Linked DNA regions of Mus musculus: region 2 is linked to region 1. The links are chromatin loops, found by intact Hi-C in ENCODE. Cell type or tissue: heart. All regions are shown on one strand.

Region 1 (8,000 bases):
CAGAAAGATGGGCAACGCTTTATTCTTATACTGAACCCCACAAAATACCCAGCCTAAACAGGCACCTAGGGGTTATTTACTGAACAGGTAAAGAAGTAAAAACAGTTTAATAGAGAAAAATGTAAATAGGGTAAGGGGGTCTGATGAGTGGGATGAAATCACCGCTCCAAGTCACCAAGGTAGTTGTGCCACCCGAGAGCCATGCCACCCTTTACCTGGCAGCCAGGAGGTGCCATGTCTGTCTGCTTATCACAGGGACAGGTGTGCAATGAGGCATGTATGGCATGATTTGACTCGGTCATATTTACTAGGATAATTGTGTCTTTTATCTAAAGCAGGCCTCTCTGGAGGGGCGAGGAACCGATACCTCCTTCCAACCAGGTCCCCAGCCTCAGTGAACCCCAGATAATTACTATCCCGGAAAACCTAGAGAGGTACCCTGAGCCAGAACCCCTCAGCTGAGCAACAGAGATGATAGGATTTTATTGTTTTAAGCTGCCAAAGCCTGGAATAATGTGTGAATCAACAACAAATCACTATTATCAGACCTTGCAGGCATGTGAGTGTCAGCATCCCAGCTCCTCCTGACAACACCGAGAAACAGAAATGATTCTCTGTACCCAAGCAGGGTAACAGACGTCTGTAACCCCAGTATTTGAGAAGCTGAGACAGGAGCATAAAAAGCTCAAACCCAGTTTGGGCTATGTGGGGAAATCCGGGCCAGCCTTTACTACAGAGAAATCCTATCCCAAACAACCAGGGACAGGCAGGACGGCAGTGGACACAGGTGCGTGCTGAGCAAGCCTAATGAACTCAGTTTGATCCCCAGTGGGAGGGAGGGAGAATGAATGGAGTTTCTTCTCTCTCTTAAGTTGTGAAAAGAATTAATTTCTCAGTGTCATACGGCTGCCTCCAAACTCACCCACCCCATCATTCTGCCCCCTGATCCCCGCCCTCAGCCAGGCATGTCTGAGACATTCTCTTCCTCTTTTTTCACTCTTCAGAGACCAGCCAGGCTACCTCAACAGTAGTTGGTCTTAAATTTAATAATAAGGTTATGTGATCACAGGGTGGGGAATGGATGAGGTTTCGAAAACTACCCCTGCCTGCAAAAACCCAGTTCCTACATAACTTGCTAGGGCTTGGCGGAGACAAGGTAAAGCAGATGCCATTTGAAAGCTCTGGCACGTGGGGGCTGAGGGTGTAGCTTAGTTGGTAGAATGCTTGCCTAGCATGCACACAGCAATGGGTTCATCCTCACCACTACGTACCAGTGGGCTTGGTGGTGCAAGTGCAGGCCTGTAATACTAGCACTTGGAAGGTGGAGGCAGGAGGATCAAAAGTTCAAGATCATCGTGGGCTACACAGCCAGGTTAAGCCAGCACAGGGAACTGGTTCAAAAACAGACCAAGAAAAGATTCTTACAACGCAGTAGCAAATGAAGGAATTTTAAAAGTGATGTTATTTCTAGTTAGATTATGAAACCTAGCCAGGTGGTGGTGGGTGTGGTGCGTGCCTTTAATCCCTGCACTTGGGAGGAAGACATAGGTGCATCTCCGGGTTCAAGGTCAGCAAGGTCTACAGAGTGAAGAGGAGAGGGGAGGGGAGGGGAGGGGAGGGGAGGGGAGGGGAGGGGAGGGGAGGGGAGAGGAGAAGAGAAGAGAAGAGAAGAGAAGAGAAGAGAAGAGAAGAGAAGAGAAGAGAAGAGAAGAGAAGAGAAGAAAAAAGGAAAAGAAAGCAATGTGTTGACAAAAATTAAGACAAGGGCTTGCTGGGGTCAACTGTGGGGGTCCGCTGGGGTCATCTGTGGGGCTCTATGATAGAAATGTGGTAGGAAGAAACAGCTGAAGCCCCCAAAGAACAGACACTGTGGCTCTAGGATCTTCTTTAACCATCATCTCCAGGGCTGGGGTATGGTCATAACCTAGCTGAAGCTCCATGCTCAGTCTTGCCTGGATCATCCTGGCGCTGCTCTAAATCCTCTGTATCAGTACACTAACAATGTGCTGATAGGCTGAGATGAACATCATTAGTGATATGACTTCTCCTTCCTCAGCCTACAACCTCCCTCCAGTACAACGCAAAAGGCTACAATTACTCTAAGACATGGAGGGGCAACAAGGAGAATGATCAGATTAATTCTGAGATTTGGGAGTGGAATCTTGATACCTGCTTAATATGGATTTAGAGCTAGGAAGAGAAGCCCTAGTAAAATAATGAGTTTTAACACCTAACCCGGAAGCCATTTGCTGTGCTTCTCTGTGCTCTTTTGTCTGACCTTGCTAGTTTCCAATGCCCCTTCGGGAGAACAAGGAGAGTACTTGTCTCCATCAGTGGTCCAGAGGCAGTATATCATCGCCAATGAACTGTATTCCTGGAACAATTATTACTAATTGAAATCTTTTCCCAGGGACCAGTAAGGCACTCTGGCTTATCTGGGTACGATGCTTGTCTAGTATGAAAGATCTAGGTCAGTCTGGGCCTTTGTCCAACCTCTTGGCAGCAAAAATGGGGTATAACATCTCACTGGCCCTCTGACTACGCTACTCAGCTTCCCACTGCCTATTGCATCAGGCCGACAATCTGAATCAAGCCTGCTCCAGCTCCTCTGCCAAGCCTGGCCTGCACTCCTGTCTGCCCAGATTATCCTCCTAGCCTCCCCTCCCCCACCCCATACCTCCATGAGGATTCGTTCACCTCCATTTTTCTGCTCTGCTCTCTCCTCCCCGCCCCCTCTGATATCTGAATTACTTTAAAAGTGTGTGTGTGTGTGTGTGTGTGTGTGTGTGTGTGTGTGGTGTGGTGTCAGGGACTAGAAGACAACTTTCAGAAGTCAGTTTTCTCCTTCCAGCCTGCGGGTCTTGGGCACTGAACTTGGATCCGCAGGCTTGGCAGCAGGAGCAGGTACAAGCTAAGAGTTCTCGCTGGCTCAATGTCTACATTTCTTCACCTTTGAAATTTTTATTCTCTTTCCTTTAGTCACATCTTGATGCTTAGTATGGTTTAGTTACTTGCCTGGCTGAAACTCAGCACTTAAATATTTTAGGAAAAAAGTTCCAACTCTTAAATGTTGCTCCAGGTTTTCTCTGCCAAGACACTTGTCTTCAAAAGTCCTCTGGGGTGGTCTACACCCTTGTTTATGGCTGTAGTTGAACAACTGAAAACAATTAGCTGTTCAAACTTCGGGAAAACCTTGAATTTGAATTCCAGTGTTTTCAGGCAGAGGAGATAAGTGGTAGCAGGCTTGATACGCGCTGTGTAGGGCAGGGCAGGGAGACTGGGAGTTGCAACAAGCTTAACTGAGGCTGTGTCTGAACCCTGTTTCTCCAGGACCTGAGAGTTCTGGCTTTCTCGATTGACAGATGACTGCTAACAACAATATCAAAAGCCAGCTGTCACATTTACATTGTGCCAGCACTGAGGTAAATTCCTGCAAGCACTAGTCCTCACAGTACTGTGATGGTTTCTCAGACCAGGAAAAGAAGGCTCAGAATCAAGTCTTGAAAACAAGAGGCAGAGCCAAGACTTGAACATCAGTTCATGACCTCAAACTCCTACCACATATTATATAGTAGTCTGTGCTTATTATTTGGGGATTCAGGCTAAAAGATACTTTGCTCTCAGAGATACCCAATTACAATTTTCTACTTTTCATACATTACCTTATATATGAAATCTATATTTACATTATATTTATATTGCTTCATATCCATAGGCTACATACCTCTCAGGGAATGTGCAGTCCTTGATGATAAATTTATACTTTACCTCTCACAGTAGGCCTGTGCCATACCAAATATTCACCAATGGTACCCTCTAGAGTAAAGCAAAGCTAATAAAAGTTGCTAGCAACACAGCTCTTTAGAGATTCAGGAGAATGCAGACATGCATCCAAGGGCACCTAGAACAATGTAGCAACTTGGAGCTAATCCTGCCAGACAAACGCAGCCCCTAACGCTGTGTATTGGGTTTGAACACCCAAACAGGGTATTGTTGCTGAGTCACAGTTGTCTTGGGGGGTGGCAACTCTAGGGAAGAGCAGAGCCCTCTGTAGGAGGCGACTGTAGCCCATGCTCTGGCTCCCTCTGCTGACAGGGAGAGGTTGCTTTTTGTCCTAGCAGGAGTTCTTGGTTCAGATGTATAATTGCTGTCTATTCTATATTCCCAGTCAGCTCTTAGTTTATAACGGAGAGCAAAACCCCATTAAATTATTCTCTTCATATAGCAACCCAGTACACGTCCTCATTCTTTTTCTAGGATAATACACCTGCCCCTGGAAAAGAGACTCTATAAACCGCTTGTTGGCTGAGAAGCACCACGTTATCTGCCGTACATCCAGCCGTAGGACCTTGTCTTAAATGCTTCACACAAGCATGGTTCCCCCATAATCTCTGCTAATGCTGTCTCAGTCTTGCTGCTCATAGATGAGAATGTTTAGGTCTCAACCAGCGGAAGGCATGAACTATCTCCAACTCTTTAGTTCATTATGATTACCTGCACATCTCTCCTTAGCATATGCTTTATTGTTCCTTCCTTAGAACTTGGAGTATGAGTCACAATCGCTAAGCACGTCCACGACGCCGCAGAATTGGAGATTTTGCACCAACGCTTCCAGGTAAAATTTCTTTGTATTGTTTTCACAGCGAGCATTGAGTGTCTCTTTCCCTACGCGAGCCGTAAACAAGTATTAAGAACCACTGGAGCCCTTGAGATGTCACCAGCGAGTAACATATTGCAGCCTTCAGTAAAGATACTGTTTATAAAGAGCTGGTTTTAATGTATTGTTCTATTTCAAGGGGTATTGGCCATTTTAAGAGGCATAACAATGTTTAAGACCCTTGTTGTTAAGGAAAGTGCTCTTATGGAATGAAATAGGCCTGGCATCAGACAGAACTCTGTCACTGTAGAGGCAAGTCACCAGCAGTGTCATTTCATGCTCTTGGTGGGTATGCCAAGAACGCCAGGCCAATCACTTTCTTTGGGCCCTATTTCAGAGTTGTGTTTGCAAGGAGCAATTCTGAGATGAGGTAATGTCTCCCGACAGAACAAAGAACAGGCTTGCTTGCCGCTCACCATAAAACATAGTAGTTTCTGAGCTCAGCAATCCTCGCCTGTAATGAAAACCATTTTGTGTGCAAGCATGCATCTGGGGCCCATATGCCTTGTTCCTCAGAGAATCCGAGTTCAGGGAACTCATAAACATGCTGCCCCTCTGGCTACTGCTTTTGTCGTCAATAGTCCACACGTGTTCTGTCAATATCGATAAAGCCGTGAAAGATAATGTAATCAGCCTGCAAGGTAGAATAAAGTCTGACTCTTTATAGTTTGCCTCACTAGCTGGGGTACTCCTATGTGTGTGATTTAACTTACTGTAGCTGCGGTTTTCCCTTCGATAATGGGGACGCTGATACTTACCCCTTAATATAAAAATGCCCTTCCCCACTGAGAATTTCCTCTCCCCCTTTAGCGAACCGTGCGAGGCAAAGACCCTATCCTTTGATGGCCAATTCTGCCTGGCAGAGACCACCCGGTGGGCACAGACGGAAGCTGGTTTGGTGCAGAGGTGTCAGCGTCAGGTCGCACCACGCGAGTCCTAAGAAGGCGGGGTCGAGAGAGCCGCACGCTGATTGGAGCCGGAGCCTGGGCTTTTGTCTGGCAGCGGCCGTTGCCTAGCAACTGGGCTTTTATTATTTAGCTAGTTCTCTTCCCTCGGGCTTCGGGGTCGCCCTGATGGAGATGGGGAGGGGATTAGGGAACCGAAGACCCACTCCCTCCCACGCCGCCGCTCAGATTCGCGGCGACCCCGCCCTTCTGAGCAAAGAAATGCGGGGTCCAGCGCTGGCACCGGGCGGGTGGGGGATGTGGGGACCCCGCCATCACGCTCGGCCGCGCGCCCTGCAGCCGAGGCGCTCGCACCCGCGCGATCCCCACCCGCGCCGTCCGCCTCCAGAGGCCGCCCACTCGGACGCGCGTGGGGCGCGCGCGGGCATCGGCGGCTGCGCGGCTCGGCCGCTCCTCGGCGGCGGCGGCATAGTGGATAAAGCTCCCGGGAGGATGCCTCGGTGCGGGGCGCGTCGCCCCCCTCAGGCCACCAGAGCCCGGATACCTCAGAAATTCGGCTCTGGGTCTGTGGGGAGCGAAATGCAACCCAAACCCCGTTTCCCCGAAGCCCCGCGCAGATAAACACGCACAAGCACGCACACAGACGTCGCCTCGGCCCGCACTCGCAGCCGCAGGTCCAGGCGTCAGGGAAGAGCCCGGGGGCCCCGCGATGGGTCGCCGCCTTCGCCTCGTAGCCCCGGGCGCGGCCGCTCGCCCTCGCCTCTCGCAGGTGGCGACAGAAGTGCCCGGCGCGACGGCGCAACGGCCGGTCTGGGCCTGCAGCCTCGGCGGCCCGGGCCGGAGGGGAGCGGCCTCCGGACACCGGTAGGCGGGGTTGCGGGGCAGGCGGGGAGCCGGGGAGGGACAGGCGGAGTCGGCCACGGACGACTGGCTCCCGCTGCGCTTTCCCGACCCACGGCCCGCAGCCGCGGCCCTTGAGCTGAGCAGCGGCGGTTCCCGGGCGGCTGGGCGCTCGCCGGCCTCGCCGTTACCGTTGGAGGTGACCTAGGCGCGGCGGGTGGGCTCCGGCGACGGAGGCGGCCGCGATGGTGTCGGCCCGGGAGCAGGGCCGTTGCCTCTAGCTTAATACGGCAGATGCGCGGAACCTCCAACAGGTGGCTCCGTGGCGCAATGGATAGCGCATTGGACTTCTAGAGGCTGAAGGCATTCAAAGGTTCCGGGTTCGAGTCCCGGCGGAGTCGGAACATTTTTCTTTTGTCACCGAGGAAATTATCTTTGATTTCTGTCTTTTACTCCTTTTCTTTGTATTCTAAACGGCTTAATTCCCAGCACAGCCACACACCATTCCCGCTGCTCTCCGCAACCCTTACCTGGAGTTCCGGGAGCTTTCAGACCCCTTTAGCAGACCCGGACCGATCCCAGTCGAGAGAACAGGGAGGCAGTAGAGAATCCAGGTGCTCGACCTTGGCCTAAATGAGAGCTTGAGATAGGCCTGGGTCTCGAGTGACATTCCACGTCTGGAGCTTGACAGTGACTGCCAGCAGGGTCAAGAAAACAGGATGCGCAAGCTAGTCCGAAGGCATTAGAAGTACACCACCTCACCTCACCCCACCCCGCCTCCGGAATCTCGAGTGGATCTTGTTTTGTTTTTTTGTTTGTTTGTTTGTTTTGTTTTTTAAAAAAGGCAGATCTCTGTGGTCATTTCATGATTCCATTTCGGTGGATCTGGAATGGGGCCCAGAAATCTGCATTTCTGGGGTTGTCTGCTTTCTTCACGAAAGGAGACAGGTTGGAGTTGACAGGCTTTGCCTGCCAGCTAGAGGCAAGAGTTACTGTCTTGTCCCCTTCTGACAAGTGACAAAACTAGCTTTGCACAGAGTGAGCGTTTCACTTCACCAAGTGCCAGTATGCATAGTTTTTAAAAATTCACTGTACCGACAAAACCCCTAATTTATGCAAACCGTTAAAAAAATCAAAATTGTCGGTAAAAACACACTTTCACAGTATATTTCACCTCTTTCGGTTAATACAGGTGGAGCTGCACTGCTCGGTTGTGTCCCGCTGATGGAATAGCTAATACTTAGACCTTTAGACAGGCATTGTTCGCCCATTGCAGTCCTTGAGTGGACATCCTGTTCTTTGTGCACAAGTGTATCTTTACAATAGATTCCTAGGAAGTTGGACCGCCGGCTCCAGCCGGTTCCAGCGCTCCCAATCTCTGCCTGCTTTGATAAGGTTTGGCAGCTTCCCCTCATACACTCTGCTCACTTTATTCACCCCAGCAGTGTGGGAGAATGCCTGTTTCCCACAACCCCCATCCCCCGAAACATAAACACTTAATCGTAGTTTTCAACCCACTTCTTCATGCTCAGGGTAACTTGTACTTTGTTTTCTGTGATTTATCTGTCCTAGGATTGAGCTCATTTTCATATTGCGTT
Region 2 (8,000 bases), 490 kb before region 1:
TTAATTGCCTATGGTTTTTCAGCTGGGAGTGGGACCTTGTGAGATTTCCCCTCTCCATGCTGGCCTGTCAACGAGTGTTATTATTGTGCAGGTCTTATTTAGGTAACTGTATTGTTATGATCATAGATGCAGCTTCCCTGTCCTATACAGAGAACACTATCTTGCATTCCTATCTAAGCGGTTTTTATTTAATGTATACATGATTCACAACAAAAACTAACCTTCCAAAATACTACTGGTAACAACACAAACATCATATGTGGAGAAGAAGAATAGAGAACATTCAAGTGGGTCCCATTAGGAAAAAAAGGACATTGCAGAGATGTTTATAAAGCTAGCTGCACCTTAGGAATGGGTAAAGAGATCGGAAAAGAAAAGTGCGGTAAAAAAGAATAAGAATTAAAAAAAAGAGAGAGAACAACGGTGTAAAACAAATTTCTGACATGAGTCAGTTCTACATACATTAGAGAAATGTTAAATAGCTGTAGCATATCAAAAATAAAGCGGGCGGCTGGGCACTTGGGCGGAGGCAGCAGTGTTGGCAGCAGGTTGCAGCAAAGCACGTGGTTTGACGGCCATTTTGCTGGCTTTGCCTGCCAAGAGTCCAGAAGGCAGGATTTACGCTGACAACAAGTCTGTGAATGAGTGCATGGAGAGCAATTGTAAAATGTGTAAAGGAGAGAATGGAACCCAGCGTCTCCCATCACATAGGATACTGGTCAGATACTTGATTTTATCACTGATCTGGCAGATCTCTGCTGCCTTCTTCACAGAGCTGATGCACAGACAGACGTATGAGCCTTAGGACAAAGACTGGGTCAGAGAGACGACCTACCTGTTCCTTCATCAATGCCCAACAGGCTGGGAAGTAATTAAGTTGGAAGCATTGGGGGTTAAGGGCGGACTTGGAGCAGTTGTGCACAGCAAGTTGTAGTGAACACTTTCTATGACAGTCATCCTGTTTCCATTTTGTTACACTTTAGCCAGACTGGATGTCTGGCAACAGAACATGAATGAAAATTTCATTATGAAATATCCATTGCCCTTTTTCTGCTTTGTTTGTTTGTTTGTTTTACTTAAACATTATTATTTTTTTTTAATTGGGTATTTATTTCATTTACATTTCCAATGCTATCCCAAAAGTTCCCCACACGCTCCCCCCCCCCCATTCCCCCACCCTCCCACTCCTACTTCTTGGCCCTGGTGTTCCCCTGTACTGGGGCATATAAAGTTTGCATGACCAATGGGCCTCTCTTTCCACTGATGGCCGACTAGGCCATCTTCTGATTCATATGCAGCTAGAGACACAAGCTCGGGGGAGGGGGGTATTGGTTAGTTCATATTGTTGTTCCACCTATAGGATTGCAGATCCCTTCAGCTCCTTGGGTACTTTCTCTAGTTACTCCATTGGGGTCCCTGTGTTCCATCCAATAGCTGACTGTGAGCATCCACTTCTGTGTTTGCCAGGCCCCGGCATAGTCTCACAAGAGACAGCCATATCTGGGTCCTTTCAGCAAAATCTTGCTAGTGTATGCAATGGTGTCAGCGTTTGGAAGTTATTTTAATTCAGAAATACCTAATTAAAAATAAATAAATAATGACTTTGATTACCACAAAAAAAAAAGAAGAAAGAAAGTGTTCTTTGCCAGTTAAGGTTGTTACCAGTCCTCGAAAAGGTCTGGAACTTCTTTATAGCAGTGAGTGAGCTAACCTTTCATGAGGGACTGGGGCTGGTGACAAGGTTACTTATGTCCTCTGGGAAAGTCTTAGTGAAAAATAAATGTTCTGGGGAGAAAAAAGAATAAAATGAGTGTTTCTAGCCAAAAAATGTTTGGCTAGATAGAATAGATAGTGAAGGCTTTCAAAGTGTAATACAATGAACGCGGATGGGATGTCATCCTTTAAATAACAGCGATACCACGGTGGCCTTATAAAGTGTCTTAGAGATTAAGCAGCAGGAAGTGCATGTGGCTTGATTGGCTTGATGTCTCAGCTGCTGATCTCTAGAGGCCACTTTCAAGGCCATGCCTCCCAGGGATGTCCCAAGACAAAGCCCACCAGGACACTAAATCAAGACTGTTCTTCTGAGACCCAGGATTCTACAGCCAAGAAAACTTCAGGTAGAAGGCTCACCAGCAACCCTGCTAGGCTTTCCTTAGCCTTTGCAGCTGTCTAAGACAGGAGCACACAACCTCCCCCACCCCTCGTTCATTCCCCGCATACCCCACAGACAACAGACCAGATAGGACAGTCAAGTTGACTCCACTAGCCTCTCCCACATCATTCTCCCTTTTAGTTTTCCAGAGCACACTGTGCACATTTAAACAGGTCTCAGCATCTCCTTCTGGAAGCGCTGGGCTAAGTCATACATTTCAGTATTTGTAGAGTAGATATCAACAGAGCTGCATAAGAGAAAATTTCTGAGAAAGCAAGGGCAGGGAATTTGGGGGGAAGGTAAGGCTTTCTGAGTTGCAGAAGTTCACAGGAACCTTTGTAGGCTGATGTGAACCCAAGACACGCCTGGGACAGCAGCTACAAGCTACAGGGAAGGGTTTTGAAAATGTACAGGTATTAGGTCCTTTTGAGCCTTAATGAAATTCTATCATTACAGAAGAAGAAATTGAAGCTTCAGAGATCAAAGAAATCACACACTAGCTAGTATACAGCATTACCTGTAGTTAAATACAGTCTGAGTTCTACATTCCTCTGCTTGGTGCCTGTTATCTTTGCAATGGAATTTTTCTCACTTTAAATGTAGTAGGGAATAGGAACTCCACAGGAAGACCAACAGAGTCAACTAATCTGGACCCTTGGGGCTCTCAGAGTCTGAACCACCGACCAAAGAACATCCACAGGCTAGACCTAGGCCTCCCTGCACATGCAGCAGATGTGCAGGTTGGCCTTCATATGGGTCCTGAACAACTGGAGCAAGGGCTGTCCAAAAAGCTGTTGCCTGAATGTGGGATATGTTCTCCTAGTTGGGCTGCCTTGTCTGGCCTCAGTAGGAGAGGAAGCACCTAGCCTCACAGAGACTTGAAGTGCCAGGGTGGGGTGGGGTATCCCCAGGGGTCCCCACCTGCTCAGAGGAGAAGGGGAGAAGGGAATGGGGGAAGGATTGTGGGAGGGGTGACCAGGAGGGGAGCAGAGAAGTGAGCAAGATATAAAGTGAATAAGTAAAAAAATAAAATTTAAAAAAAAAAGAGAGCATAGGAAGTAGTTTTTCTTAAGTTGAACTACATTTGTATTTTTTAATTTAATAATCAATAACAAGTTCTAGCTAGTATATATAGTCCAAGACTAATATGAAGGAGAAAATCTATGTGTTTATCATTTCATAATTAAAAGGCACACTTATTTAAGAAAAATAAATATCACAAGGATGGAATAGCAGGACTAAAATGTCTCCTGAAAATAAAGGGTTAACACAATTCCAACATGAGCTCTGTATCACAGCACAGAAAAAAAAACCTCCCATCACCTGGAAGTGTACCCCACTTCTGGAATCTGGGGTGACAAGCCAACTCTAAAGTCACTACTAACTTCATCTTGCTTACATAACAATTCTAATAAAGATATACAAGGTTCACAGGAATAGTTGTTCACATTTTGATATCTAACATGTGAAAACTGTACTCAATGTTATTTAAGCATATAAAAGAAAATAATCTGAAAACAGCCCTGAATTTTTATCCTTTAATATTGTAGACAGGGTCTCTAGTCCATGTTGCCTTTGCACGTACTGTGGAGCTACACATGACCATGTGACCCTACCTCCTCACCATCTCCATCTCTGCAGTGCCAGGATTACATGTGTGTGCAAGCATACCTGGCTTATGCAGTGTTATCGATCAAACCCAGGGCTATGTGCATGCGTGGCAAGTAGTTTATCAAGCAGGTTGAATCCCTAGGCTCAGAACCCATGACTTTCAATCAATAGAGAAGAGCTTAAAAATAGAAATGATTTATTTAATTGTTAACATAAATTGTACAGCACTTCATCTCATAGATGAGTTCTGAACTCGCAAAATGTTTAGTACTGAGAAATAGAGAGTACTAAATCATTGTACCATTTGTAATCAATTAGAGAAGTATAAGATATAGATGTAATATGTATTATACTTTATACTATATAACAATACAATAAACATTAAGTGTCAATATCAACAACACTTTCTCAAAATGTTAAAGCTGTTAAACACCTTTGATCATTCAGTTGTCATAAAGTTAAGCCAGATAGCTAATATTATTAATAAACCATTTTCAATAATTTTATCTCATGAATAAATGGTCTTTTACTGCATTATTAGAGTAAAGGCTAACTTTGAAATGGTAGGGTAAGAAAAGCCATTGACAATGCATAGTTTCTATTGCCATAATATTAGTTTAAAAATCAGTTAGAATTTGTCTCTTTTAAAATAACCACACTAGCATATTTGTCCCTTATAAAAATATTTTATAAGTTACTTGGAATGGTAGACAATTATAAATGGTAAAGTATCTTTCATTTGGCCTACAGACAGAATTTATCAAAAAGAAACCAAACATTTATAAATCTTTGCTTTTGCTGTTTTAAAATGTATATTTACCAGCAGAGGTCACTATTTCACTAGGTTTGTCCAGCTGTCACTAAATATTAGAAGATATTGGTTGAATTTGTAGTGCAAATCAAAATGTCAATATGAAAATAATTAAACAGATACACGCTGCAGCATGAGTACAAAAGGTTTGCCTACATAACTTGTTTCATACTTTTGACAAGCATCATACCAACTCACTTTGTCCTGTGGAGTAAAGGCAATTATACATAATAGTGGATGCATAGTTACTCATATTTATATAGTAACAAAAGCAACAAAGTTGTTACAGCATCATAGAATCATCATATATATATATATAGCTTTTAAGAGCTGAAAAGTATGATAAATGCTTAACAACTTCTGGTACCTCATCTTGGTGGATTTCTGTTCTTTAGAATGGCAGGTAGGTCAATGGAATAGAATTGAGGACCCAGAAATGAACCCATACACATATTGTCACTTGATCTTTGACAAAGGAGCTAAAACCACCCATTGGGGAAAAAAAGACAGCATTTTTAACAAATGGTGATGGTTCAACTGGCAGTCAGCATATAGAAGAATGCAAATTGACCCATTCTGATCTCCTTGTACCAAGCTCAAGTCCAAGTGGATCAAGGACCTCCACATAAAACCAGAGACACTGAAACTTAAAGAGGAGAAAGTGGGGAAAAGCCTCAAACATATGGGCACAGGGGAAAAATTCCCAAACAGAACAGCAATGGCTTGTGCTGTAAGATCAAGGATCAACAAATGGTACCTCATAAAATTGCAAAGGCAAAGGACACTGTCAATAAGACAAAAAGGCAACCAAGAGATTGGGAAAAGATCTTTACCAGTCTTACATCCGATAGAGGGCTAATATCCAATGTATACAAAGAACTCAAGAAGTTAAACTCCAGAGAACCAAATAACCCTATTAAAAACAGGGCTACAGAGCTAAACAAAGAATTTTCAACTGAGGAATACTAAATGGCTGAAAAGCACCTAAATAAATGTTCAGCATCTTTAGTCGTCAGGGAAATGCAAATCAAAACAACCTGAGATTCTACCTCACACCAGTCAGAATGGCTAAAATCAAAAACTCAGGTGACAGCAGATGCTGGCAAGAATGTGGAGAAAGAGGAACACTCCTCCATTGCTGGTGGAAATGCAAGCTGGTACAATCCCTCTGGAAATCAGTTTGGCGGTTCCTCAGAAAATTGGACATAGTATTACCTGAGGACCCAGCTATATCACTCCTAGGCATATACCCAGAAGATGCTCCAACATGTAATAAGGACACATGCCCCACTATGCTCATAGCAGCCTTATTTATAGTAGTCAGGAGCTGGAAAGAACCCAGATATTCTTCAACAGAGGAATGGATACTGAAAATGTGGTACATTTACACAATGGAGTACTACTCAGCTATTAAAAACGATGAATTCATGAAATTCTTAGGCAAACAGAAAATCTCATCCTGAGTGAGGTAACCCAATCACAAAAGAAAACACATGGTATGTACTCACTGATAAGTGGATACTAGCCCAAAAGCTCCAAATAACCAGGATATAATTCACAGACTACATGAAGCTCAATAAGAAGGAAGACCAAAGTGTGGGTGTTTCGGTCCTTCTTAGGAGAACAAAATACTCAAAGGAGAAAATATGGAGATAAAGTGTAGAGCAGAGACTAAAGGAAAGGCCACCCAGAGACTGTCCCACGTGGGAATTCATACCATATACAGTTACCAAACCCAGACACTATTGTGGATGCCAAAAAGAGCATGCTGAAAGGAGCCTGAAATGGCCCTGCCAGAGCCTTACAAATACAGAGGTGATGTTAGCAGCCAATCATTGGACTGAGCTCGGGGTCCCTAAATAGAGGACTTAGAGAAGGGACTGAAGGAGTTGAAGGGGTTTGCAACACCATGGGAAGAACAACAATATCAACCAACCAGACCTCCTTAAAGATCCCAGGGACTGAGTCATCAACAAAGGAGTACACATGGCTCCAGCTACATATGTAGCAGAGGATGGCCTTGTCAGGCATCAATGGGAGGAAAGGTCCTTGGTCCTATGAAGGCTCAATAGTGCCCCAGTGTAGGGGAATCAAGGGAGGGGAGGTGGGAGTGGGTGGGTTGGTGGATGAACACCCTCATAGAAGCAGGAGGAAGGAGGATGTGATAGGGGGTTTCTGGGAGAAAGGGAAACTAGGAAAGGGGATAACATTTGAAATGTAAATAAAGAAACTATCTAATTTTTTAAAAAGGAAAAAAGAATATCCTAGCATTTGAGAGAACAATAATGTTTTTTGGTATGGTTAAAAAAAAAAATATTAGTAAGAACATTTAGTAGTGTGCCCTAAATCCACTTCACAATCTCCAGAAAGCACTTGCCAGACTGGGATAACTGCGTCTTATCCTCCATCTACAAACACAGCACATACTTTTCAAAATAAATACTATTAATAGAAAAATGAGTACATATTTAAAAACGGTGGAAAAGAGCGGGTACATAGATGTCTAAGATTAGGATGGTAGACCTCCTCCTGTTCCTAGGTAAATTCTCATGGCCGATTCCAACTTGGAATAGTCTTACAGAAAGCTTGCCAGGAAATCTACGATATTTCCAGATATGTAAACAGAAAAAAATGTAACAGAAGAGCAGTATTTGTGGTTCTTAGCTGAACGAGTTCATAAGAACAGAACAAGCCTGTGCTAACCAGAGTTCTGCTATAAGAAATAATTCTCTGTCGATTAACACCAGGGAAGGTATCCTAGGAAATACAATGGCCTTTGCAGGGCAAACAGCCTGTCACCTATACAGCTTACCCCAGACTAACAAAGCACTTCTTAGCAGCGTGCTCTCCTTGTGAGCGAGTCAGGGAGTGTACTTTACCTCGTTAAAGGATCAGAGGGTTTTCCTACTTCCTCACACTCCATGTGAAACACACGAGAGAAAGAGTCCTGCAAACAGAGTGACAACGTCATTGAGACATGTACAAAGCCATGGAAAATACACACAGGCTCTCTCTCTCTCTCTCTCTCTCTCTCTCTCTCTCTCTCTCTCTCTCACACACACACACACACACACACACACACACACACACACACATTGTGCAACACTAGGGTGCCAGTGCTCAAACATATTTCCCTTATTCTTCAACCAAATGGATCCAAGCACTAAATTCACAACATCCTCAAAGATTCTTTCTATTATTAAAGGCTCACATTATTTCTGAATTTATCTGAAGAAAGCTTTCAAGTATACACTTCTGCTGCTAGTACAACTCAGGCTTTTTAAATGCATATTTCCATGAGTGTGTGTGTGCATGCATGTGTGTGTGTATTATTGTTCATGAGTATGTATGTGTGCACGCGCATGTCTTCATGAGTGTGTGTGAGAGGGTATGTTCATGTGTGTGTGAGAGAGAGAGTGTGTG

What was found. Hi-C counts contacts between places; a loop is a spot of excess contacts. Peaks named below come from ENCODE experiments on the same cell type or tissue, not always from the same donor. Only the 100,000 strongest peaks of a DNase experiment are listed, where the experiment ranks them.
Region 2: a loop joins it to region 1, with 2.6 times the contacts of the local background. A loop is called at or near these places in 4 of 42 quality-filtered maps.

Annotation. Positions count from the first base shown.
Region 1 is chr3:122,291,751-122,299,750 of GRCm38, reverse strand. It overlaps n-TRtct2 (a tRNA gene), which reads left to right and starts at 6,719; the gene lies at 6,719-6,803. It overlaps Mir760 (microRNA 760), which reads left to right and starts at 6,048; the gene lies at 6,048-6,166. It also overlaps Gm40190. In heart, CTCF peaks have their summits at 4,106 (motif pointing left), 6,446 and 6,714; DNase peaks (open chromatin) are centred at 5,640, 6,460, 6,680, 7,010 and 1 weaker place; H3K4me3 peaks cover 2,724 bases; H3K27ac peaks cover 2,963 bases; H3K27me3 peaks cover 682 bases.
Region 2 is chr3:122,781,091-122,789,090 of GRCm38, reverse strand. It overlaps Pde5a (phosphodiesterase 5A, cGMP-specific), which reads right to left. Exons shown (of 21, transcript NM_153422.2): 7 at 7,457-7,524. It also overlaps the pseudogene Gm34139. Among named protein-coding and RNA genes, the nearest start is that of 4930447N08Rik, 17 kb to the left of the region's middle. In heart, a CTCF peak has its summit at 4,583 (motif pointing right); no DNase peak of the experiment used is centred here.